Linked DNA regions of Homo sapiens: region 2 is linked to region 1. Evidence: chromatin contacts called from ENCODE Hi-C or POLR2A ChIA-PET data. All regions are on one chromosome and are shown on one strand. The core of a region is the stretch at or near the end of the contact, and the rest is flanking DNA. Distances in the headings are between cores, read along the strand shown. Region 1 overlaps GPR65 (G protein-coupled receptor 65). Region 2 has its middle 30 kb from the start of KCNK10-AS1.

Evidence for each region. A loop is a pair of places that touch in the nucleus more often than their neighbours do. ChIA-PET counts read pairs that join two places held with the same protein, here RNA polymerase II (POLR2A). Pooled maps may share reads with other maps.
Region 2: a loop to region 1 is called in a map of Calu3, with 6 times the contacts of the local background. The contact joins two enhancer-like sites. A Hi-C loop is called at or near these places in 1 of 168 maps with a recorded cell type or tissue (Calu3) and 8 of 50 pooled maps. POLR2A ChIA-PET finds 5 or more read pairs at or near these places in 2 of 52 experiments (CD4-positive, alpha-beta memory T cell and activated T-cell).

Annotation. Positions count from the first base shown.
Region 1 is chr14:88,011,969-88,016,216 of GRCh38, reverse strand. GPR65 (G protein-coupled receptor 65) reads right to left here. Exons shown (of 2, transcript NM_003608.4): 2 at 1,406-4,248. Among named protein-coding and RNA genes, the nearest start is that of GPR65, 9.0 kb to the right of the region's middle. Within about 2 kb of position 2,301, at least 2 of the 41 ENCODE cell types and tissues checked have a DNase peak (open chromatin) inside an H3K27ac peak, as active enhancers do.
Region 2 is chr14:88,128,059-88,132,616 of GRCh38, reverse strand. No RefSeq gene overlaps it. Among named protein-coding and RNA genes, the nearest start is that of KCNK10-AS1, 30 kb to the left of the region's middle. Within about 2 kb of position 2,641, at least 6 of the 41 ENCODE cell types and tissues checked have a DNase peak (open chromatin) inside an H3K27ac peak, as active enhancers do.

The DNA.
Region 1 (4,248 bases), core at 1,052-3,551:
TTAAGTACGGGGGTATGTGACTTAACTCTTGCTTGGCGTGACCTTAGGTCTTGTTTACAATTTAGTATCTTATAGCCATAAAGAGTCCATTTTGTCAGTCTTATGATCTCCATTTTAACATTAACACTGGTCAGTTGTTGTGTCTAAGTTGTAAAACAGAGTGGGTGCAATGAGGTGTGTACAAGCTCCCATTCTGTCATGGCTAGGAACTCAGTTTTTAAGGTTTCTCTGGGGTCCCCCAGCCAAGAGGGGTCTTTTCAGTCAGTTGGGGGGCTTAGAATTTTAGGATTTTATTTTTAGTTCGCATGAGGATATACGACATTTTGAAGGAAACTCTACCTGATGCACAAGAATCTGGGCCATTAACTGGCTCCTATCAGGTCCTGCCCTGTGCCCCAAGAGATTCAGGGAGGCCGTAAAGGAATCAAGCAACCACTAAAAGGTTAGGCAATATTACCATCACTGGTGACTATAAATCAAAGACCCCTTTCATTTTCTTAGCATCATGTAAACCTCCCGATTCTGGTGTAAACCAAAAAGGGGAAGACAATCCCATAATGCCTGAGATGGAATTTCCTATAGCTTGGTGGTATGTGGGCTGGGATTTACAATTAAGCTGATAAAGAAAATGTAACAATGTTTTCTCGCAGCACTGATTCCATGAACAGAGATTCATGCCACTGTGTAGTCTGCAACAAAAGTAAGTCAACTGATGAACAGCTTACTAAAAATTTAAGGAAGGGATATCCTAAAAACATTTCTCATGAGCAAGGAATGATAGCTGGAAATTAACATGACAATTCTTGTTACTACTAATTTAAGATGAATAAAATGTCATTTGCTAATGTTTGTTCCTACTATTTTAGTTCAGCAAATGTAAAAATTATTAATAACAGCTTTCCTAAAGGGAGACTCTTTCTCTTTAACCTTACTTTCCCATATAATCTTAAAATTTTCCACCAGGAATACAAATAGCCCTAAAGGTTTTAGGAACTGAATCCTGAGGTTAGGACAAACTGTAAAACTGCAGCATTTTTAGTTTGTTTGATTAATTAACTTATTATTTATTTATCCAACAAACAATTGTGATTACCAGTGAGAATACCCTTAAAATTGTCCTTTCTGGAGATCAGAACAAGAATTGTTTCTAAATTTTCAATCGAGGTTTCCAAGTTAAATTTTTTGTTAGTGTCAACAGTCTTGGAGGCAATACCAGAAATTTTAGAGTAATTCTGAAAATAATTCTTTTAGAAGGATGCTTACAAGCTCAAGCAAATATCTAACAGCTTTCAATGAAATGCTGAGAACTAAAGTTAATATTTTTAACAGTATTGGCAAATCAAGTCATTGCAGGGTAAGCTTTCTTGCTTGTGTTAGATTTGAAGTTCAATGAACACACATTTCCTAGATAAAGAAATTTATAATTTTATTCTAGAATAAAATATAGAATTTTTATTCTCACATTGAATGATAATATGGAGACCTCTCTAGCTCATCCCTTTATGGCTATGTACCTGGATTGCTTTTTGAACATCGAATTGTAACATTATTTGAGGAGTCACAATCTATTTTTTAAATAAAAATGCACCGGTGCATCATAAAGAGCTTCAGAAAATTATAGGCAAAAGAAAAGTAAATTACAGGCCATTATATTTCTAAAATATGCAAATGCTAGTAAATTAGAACATGATTGTATTACTGTTCTTTGCAGGGAACAGATTTAACAATTCAAATACAAGATGTAATTTTTTAAGTGCTGAGATCTAACAATAAATTAGAAATTAAAATTATACATATGTTGAGTTACAGCTTGAATTTCATAGATAATAATTTCATAATAGTAGACAAAAATGCAAACTGCATATAGCTTAAATGTTCTCTTTCTATTTATATGAAAGTTGGCCACTCTTTTCTTACATGGGTAAGATAAGTATACAAAGACATATTTTTAATGCTATATCCACATTCCTGCAAGAATTAGACAACTTAACCTATGTTCTTTTACATATGGGTGGAACAATTTTCACCAGCTTTTAAAAGTTTGGAAAGACACATGGAATTTAAGCCAAATGAAATGACCTGATGATTGCCGAGCTTTCCAGAGAGAAGAGAAATGAATAGTGCAAATGAGATTTCAGCATTTTCCCCATTCATTTCCAGTTCCTGGGAGGGACTTCTTGTTTCTTGGTTGACAAAATATTATCCTGGGTTCCTCCGCTCTTCTGGAGTGGCGGCTAGTGGTGAACTATTAATAAGAGGTCCCGTACAGAACACGATCGTCACCTAGTGGCCACAAACAAAACTCCTGCATGGCTTTTCCTGGCCAGCCACAAGTGATGCAGTAAGAACAGCATCTTTGGAAGAGAAAAGAGGTACCATAACCCCCACATCACTTCCCCCTCACCCCAGATTCGATCCATTTTCCCATTGCAGGCTTATGACTCAGCCTCCCAAGTAGCTGGGATTACAGGCACATGCCACCAGGCCAGGTCTGGCACATTTTTGAATTTTTAGTAGAGACAGAGTTTCATCATATTGGTCAGCCTGGTCTCCAACTCCTGACCTAAGGCGATCTGCCCACCTCAGCCTCCCAAAGTGCTGGGATTACAGGCATGAGCCACCGCGCCCGGCTCAATATTTTGTTTTTTAATGTGAGGGCACCTCATGTTATCAAGACATTTGCTATCTGATCATTTTGGGGGGAGTGGAAAGAACAGGCAAGAAAAGGAAAGCAAAGAGAAAAGGAGAAGGGTAGAAAAATCCTTAAAAATATTTTGGTGAGGAAAATGTTTACTGAGTGTCTATTTACAACGAGGCAATTTACACAATGAGGATTCAAAAGAATATGTTGTATCAAGACTCTCTTTGCCAGGCATGGTGGCTCACGCCTGTCATCTCAGCACTTTGGGAGACCTAGGTGGGATGATCACTTGAGGTCAGGAGTTCGATTGAGACCAGCCTGTGCAACATGGTGAAACCCCGTCTCTACTAAAAATACAAAAATTAGCTGGGCATGGTGGTGGGTGCCTGTAATCCCAGCTACTTGGGAGGCTGAGGCAGGAGAATCGCTTGAACCTGGGAGGTGGAGGCTGCAGTGAGTGGAGATCGCACCACTACACTCTAGCCTGGATTACAGAGCAAGACTCTGACTCAAAAAAAAAAAAAAAAAGAACTCTCAAAATATTCTAACATTCTAAGTCCAAAAAGAAAGATATAATAGAACTATTTATTTGTCTATGCATTAAACTTCTGGTAATTTCAGCTATGTTATACCCAGTTATAAATTAAAAAGAGATCAAAATAAAACTCAGAGCCTATTTCCTTTTCCTTTATATAGAAATCTTTCAAGCTCGGTGACTAGGCTTTTGAACTAATGTAAACTTCGTGAGGCTTCATGAGACCATTTCTTTCATAGCCCCAGTACTTAACTCAAAACCTAGTTTATGGAATGGATTCAATAAATATTTGTTAATGAAGCCAAGTGATTAGATAAACAAAATGGAGTATAACCATGCAACAGAATACTATCAGGCCATAAAAAGAAATGAAGTGCTGATACATTCTACACATGGATAAAACTTGAAACCATTATACTAAGTGAAATACGTCACAGTAGGCCACATATTGTATAATTCTATTTATATGAAATGTTCAGAGTAATGAAAATCCTTAGAGACAGAAAGTAAATTAATAACTGGCATGGACGGGAGAGCAGGGAGCGACTGCTAAGAGTATAAGATTTCTTTGGTGGGTGATGAAAATTTTTTGAGTGTGGTGATGGTTGCACAGCTCTGTGAATATACAAAAAATCACTGAATTGTACACAATACAAAGTTGAATTTTAAGTTATGTAAATTTTGTGTCAATAAAGCAGTTATTTTATACAAGATAAAAAAATAAAGATTTGTTAATGAATGAGGAGATTAGAAGCAGTATTCAGTAGCTGGGGTTGTTGGAGACCGGTACACAAAATTAGGAGACCTGATGGCTGACACCCTGGAGTCCAAAGAAAGAGTGAGAAAAATCATAAACCCAGACACAAAGGAAGAAACAGTCCCCTACATACTTTACTGACTCTAAGGGATTATAGCACAGATACAAAAACAATTGGCATTAACAATAAAGACCCTGAGTCATTAAGAAAATATTGATCTTTGTTTAATATACATCATTTAATAAAACGCAGGGAGGGAGCTGTACAATGCAGTTTTAAGATATTTTTATTGGACTGGATTAAAACATCACTCT
Region 2 (4,558 bases), core at 1,392-3,891, 120 kb before region 1:
GGATGCAATAAAACCATGATAACTTCTCATAGACTTTGGGGTTATACCACGATAACTTCTCATGGGCTTTGGGTTGTCTGCTTGAAGGGGAAAACATGTCACATGACATTCCCTAGCTGAATGTCTTTTGGGGTTCAGAAACTCATTAGCTTGCCTTGGGCTGCTGTAAGAGCCAAGTTCACTAGAAAGCTTCACAGGTGTCCCCTGAAGAAGTCTAAATGTGGGAGGTTGGCTGGGGCAGTGCACAGTAGTAGGGCAAGAAGAACTGGGGTAGTGGCTGGGTAAGCTTCCCTTGCATTGTTTTGAGGGGCAAGAATGTATGCCCCGCAAGGCATCAGACAAATATGTAAAAGGTTCCAGGATCAAGTTGTCTTGAAAGACTGTTGGTTGGCGTAGGGGGGTCCCCAGAGTTACACTGATGGGGCAGGAACTGAAGGGGCTGGGGTCACCATACTTCACCAGAGGAAGCATTGTTTGGGTTAAGAGATGGTACCACAGGAGGTCTTCTTAGTGGTCTTCAATGTACCCATTACTGTCTCTCACAAAATAAGCCAGTATTTACACAATAGAGGCTCTTCAGGAGTCAAGAGAACACTGCAAACAGCACCAATGAAGTAAACATTCTTTTATCTTTTATCTGTCATCACTCTTGTACCTAGAGAACCCAGAAGTAGGCACTGAGTAGAGTGAGGTGATAGGAAAAGACAATGACTCCTCCCCAGATGCTAATTTCCAAGCAAGACTGAGCTGGGTGGGGAAAGAAGTTTTAATTGGATGCAGGGTTAAAGTTTTGATTAAGACTGATCTGGATTAGATTTTTAAGAAGACATTTATGCAGCCAACAGACACATGAAAAAATGCTCATTATCACTGGCCATCAGAGAAATGCAAATCAAAACCACAATGAGATACCATCTCACACCAGTTAGAATGGCAATCATTAAAAAGTCAGGAAACAGCAGGTGCTGGAGAGGATGTGGAGAAATAGGAACACTTTTACACTGTTGGTGGGACTGTAAACTAGTTCAACCATTGTGGAAAACAGTGTGGCGATTCCTCAAGGATCTAGAATTAGAAATACCATTTGACCCAGGCATCCCATTACTGGGTATATACCCAAAGGATTATAAATCATGCTGCTATAAAGACACATGCACACGTATGTTTATTGCAGCACTATTCACAATAGCAAAGACTTGGAACCAACCCAAATGTCCATCAATGATAGACTGGATTAAGAAAATGTGGCACATATACACCATGGAATACTATGCAGCCATAAAAAAGGATGAGTTCATGTCCTTTGTAGGGACATGGATGAAGCTGGAAACCATCATTCTGAGCAAACTATCTCAAGGACAGAAAACCAAACACCGCATGTTCTCACTCATAGGTAGGAATTGAACAATGAGAACACTTGGACACAGGAAGGGGAACATCGCACACCGGGGCCTGTCATGGGGTAGGGGGAGTGGGGAGGGATAGCATTAGGAGATATACCTAATGTAAACGTCGAGTTAACGGGTGCAGAACACCAACATGGCACATGTATACATATGTAAAAAACCTGCACGTTGTGCACACGCACACGTACCCTAGAACTTAAAGTATATATATATAAAGAATGATCTGGATTAGATTTTTTTTAACTCCTGAAGATGGGACAACTTATTAGCGGCTAAAATGGAACTGAAAGTGATGCAATCTGTCCTAGGCATTGGTGGGAAAAAATAAAAATATTTCCTGATTATATCATACCCAGTTAAACTCTGTACCAATCTGATAAAAATCCACATTCCATATATACCAATGCAGCTTTCTTACTCCCTTAGCTACATTGGTTTTATTCTGAAGACCTACCAAGACAGCAGTAATTTCAGGCACAAAATGTCTATCTCCACTCTGGATATTTAAAAGTAGGCAAGAATTCACCCAAGGGGGAGAGAAACATAATGCTTTCCAAGGCAAAAGTATCATGAGGAAGTTCCATTACAGACGGTCTTGCCCTCTGCAAAGCCAGGAGAAGACTCTTTGGGCTCTGGCTGAATTTTTTCCAAGATAGTTTTCATCCCTTCTCCATGGACTTACGTAGCCCCCTTTGTCTCCACTGGGGTGACCAATCCAGTGCTTGCTGAGCCCGCTTTCTTCACAGGAAGAATCACTTTAAAGGATCAAGTTGAGCTCCTTATTGGAACATGGACAGCCACAAGCCTATTATGCCTTTGGAAACATTTCTGACATCTTCTATTGAAAACTCCTGAAAATAATCTAGAAACTCTCTTTCATTATCTATATTCATACCAAGAATCAAAAACAGACAGGGTTTCACTCCACGAGCATTTAGTAGACTGATACTTAAACCCAGACAAATGAGAAATAAGGAAGCCTCCACAGCTTCCTTCCTGAATGACAGAATAATTTGTGCTAATGGTTGGGTCTCTTCCTCTCCCACAAATTGCTTCACTTGGCCATATCTCAACCTGAAGACCATTTTCTTTGGTTGTGTGCTGGTGGCTCCACGTTAAATGTCTTAAGAGGATATTTTTTTAAAGAATAGGAAGGCACTGTTCAAGTCCCCAGGGACTTATCGGAGCTGTTCTTTGTCAGTCCTCTCTTCTGTTGATGACAGAGTGTTGCCTGAGTCATGCTTCCTCCTTGCAGAGGCAGAGACAGGAGAAACAGATGAGCAGGGTTTCAGAAGTGAGAAATCTGAAGTTCTCTTTCCAAATCTGCCATGGACTTCCAACAAAACCTAAGGCTCAAAGCCAAGTATAGCCATGAGTAATTTAAAGCTAGAGGGAGCTGCTGCATAGAGGGCATTCAGAGCCTTCCTGGAAGCTATGCTTATGCTCCCTCTTGTTTTGAAAGAAGTCAGTTCCTAACGCCCAAATTCTAGTCTATAAAGTTTTTTTCTTAATTTAAAATGCTTAAAATCTGGCTTTTGTTCATTTCATTTTTTTTTCCTCTCTGGAACTAGTCAGATTTCTCATTACTAATGCAATATTTTAAATTCTTAAAGGTTGAGTCAAACTATTTTTTAAAATAATATGGAAAAAGCATGGGAAGCATGTTCTTGGCTCCCAAAAGCAGAAAAATTTAGCATCTGGAGGAACCACTGCAATGTGTGGCCAGAAAAGACAATGGATGAAGTCATCTTGGTTGGCAGTTCCTGGTTTTGCAGGAACCATAGGATAAAACTTGTAAAAACTTTTTTTTTTTTTAACTGCAATTTCTTGCTTGAGGGCTCAAGGTCTGTTTTTCCTCATCCTGCAAATTCTTTTTTTTTTTTTTTAAACTGGACTTTCTTGCTTGGGGACTCAAGGTCTGTTTTTCCCCATCCCATCAAAAAATCAACCTTAATTTAAGAGGCCTGGTTGGCCAACTCATACCTAGATTTGGCTTTGGTTGATACTGAAAATTCCTGCAGCAAATGTCTCCTGTTTGGCTCAAATTAGTACATCTCCTTTACTTTTAAAGGCAGGGAGTTGGGATTGCTACTTTTGTTTTAAGCAACTGAGAATGAAGGGGAAGTTGAAACATAGGTACTCCATGAGGGAGTGAGTCTTGAATAGAGACTTCTCAAGTAGCCAAGAAATTGGGGCAAGGGTCACTGAAGGCGGAAGTCAGCCTGCATTCATGACAAGCACCTCCAGTCTCCTTGCTGGCATCAGAATCTTGCATTGAGCCTGCAGCTTTCTTGGCTAGCTGACACTTTTCTTAGATATTTTTATTTTGGGAGAGCAGACCCATCCAGATATCCCCAAGTGATCACTGGAGTAGCCCATTGCAAACAATAGATGACCTAGATTCACTCCACTGCTGGCTTTCTGAATTCCAATTGTCATGCTCTCTGAAAACTTCTAACTATGATTGACCTAACATGTCTGACAGCTGTAAGTATTAATGCTAGTTGAAACATTTCCTGGATTCATCATGTCCTCTGGGGGCTGTGTCTTAGCTTCTGGCTGCTGTTTTGAGTCTCTTGTTAAGGGTGTCTTGACCTCTACAACCAAGTCAGTTCCCCTAGTTTTCACAGTGCTAGCCTCTCTGTTCCCAGTAGGCTACAGCTAAAGGTGTACAGTATGCCTTAATGTTACTTCCATCAGAGTAGTGACACATAGGGGATGCATCCAGAAAGAAATTTTTTGAGAACAGTAATTTTTGAGAACTTCAGAAATTTTTCCATTAGGTGGCCTCTACTCTTGGGAATCTGTGCAGAGGCAGAATTTCAGCTCTTTAGATTATGTACTTAAAAAAATCTACAAGGAAGGTTCCAAGATGGGTGAATAGGAACATATCCAATCTACGGCTCCCAGTGTGAGCAACGCAGAAGATGGGTGATTTCTGCATTTCCAACTGAGGTACTGGGTTCATCTCACTGGGGCTTGTCAGACAGTGGGTGCAGCCCATGGAGCAGGGCAGGGCATCGCCTCACCAGGGAAGCACAAGGGGTCAGGGAATTCCCTTTCCTAGCCAAGGGAAGCCATGACAGATGGTACCTGGGAAATCGGGACACTCCCACCCTAATACTGCTCTTTTCTAATGCTCTTAGCAAACG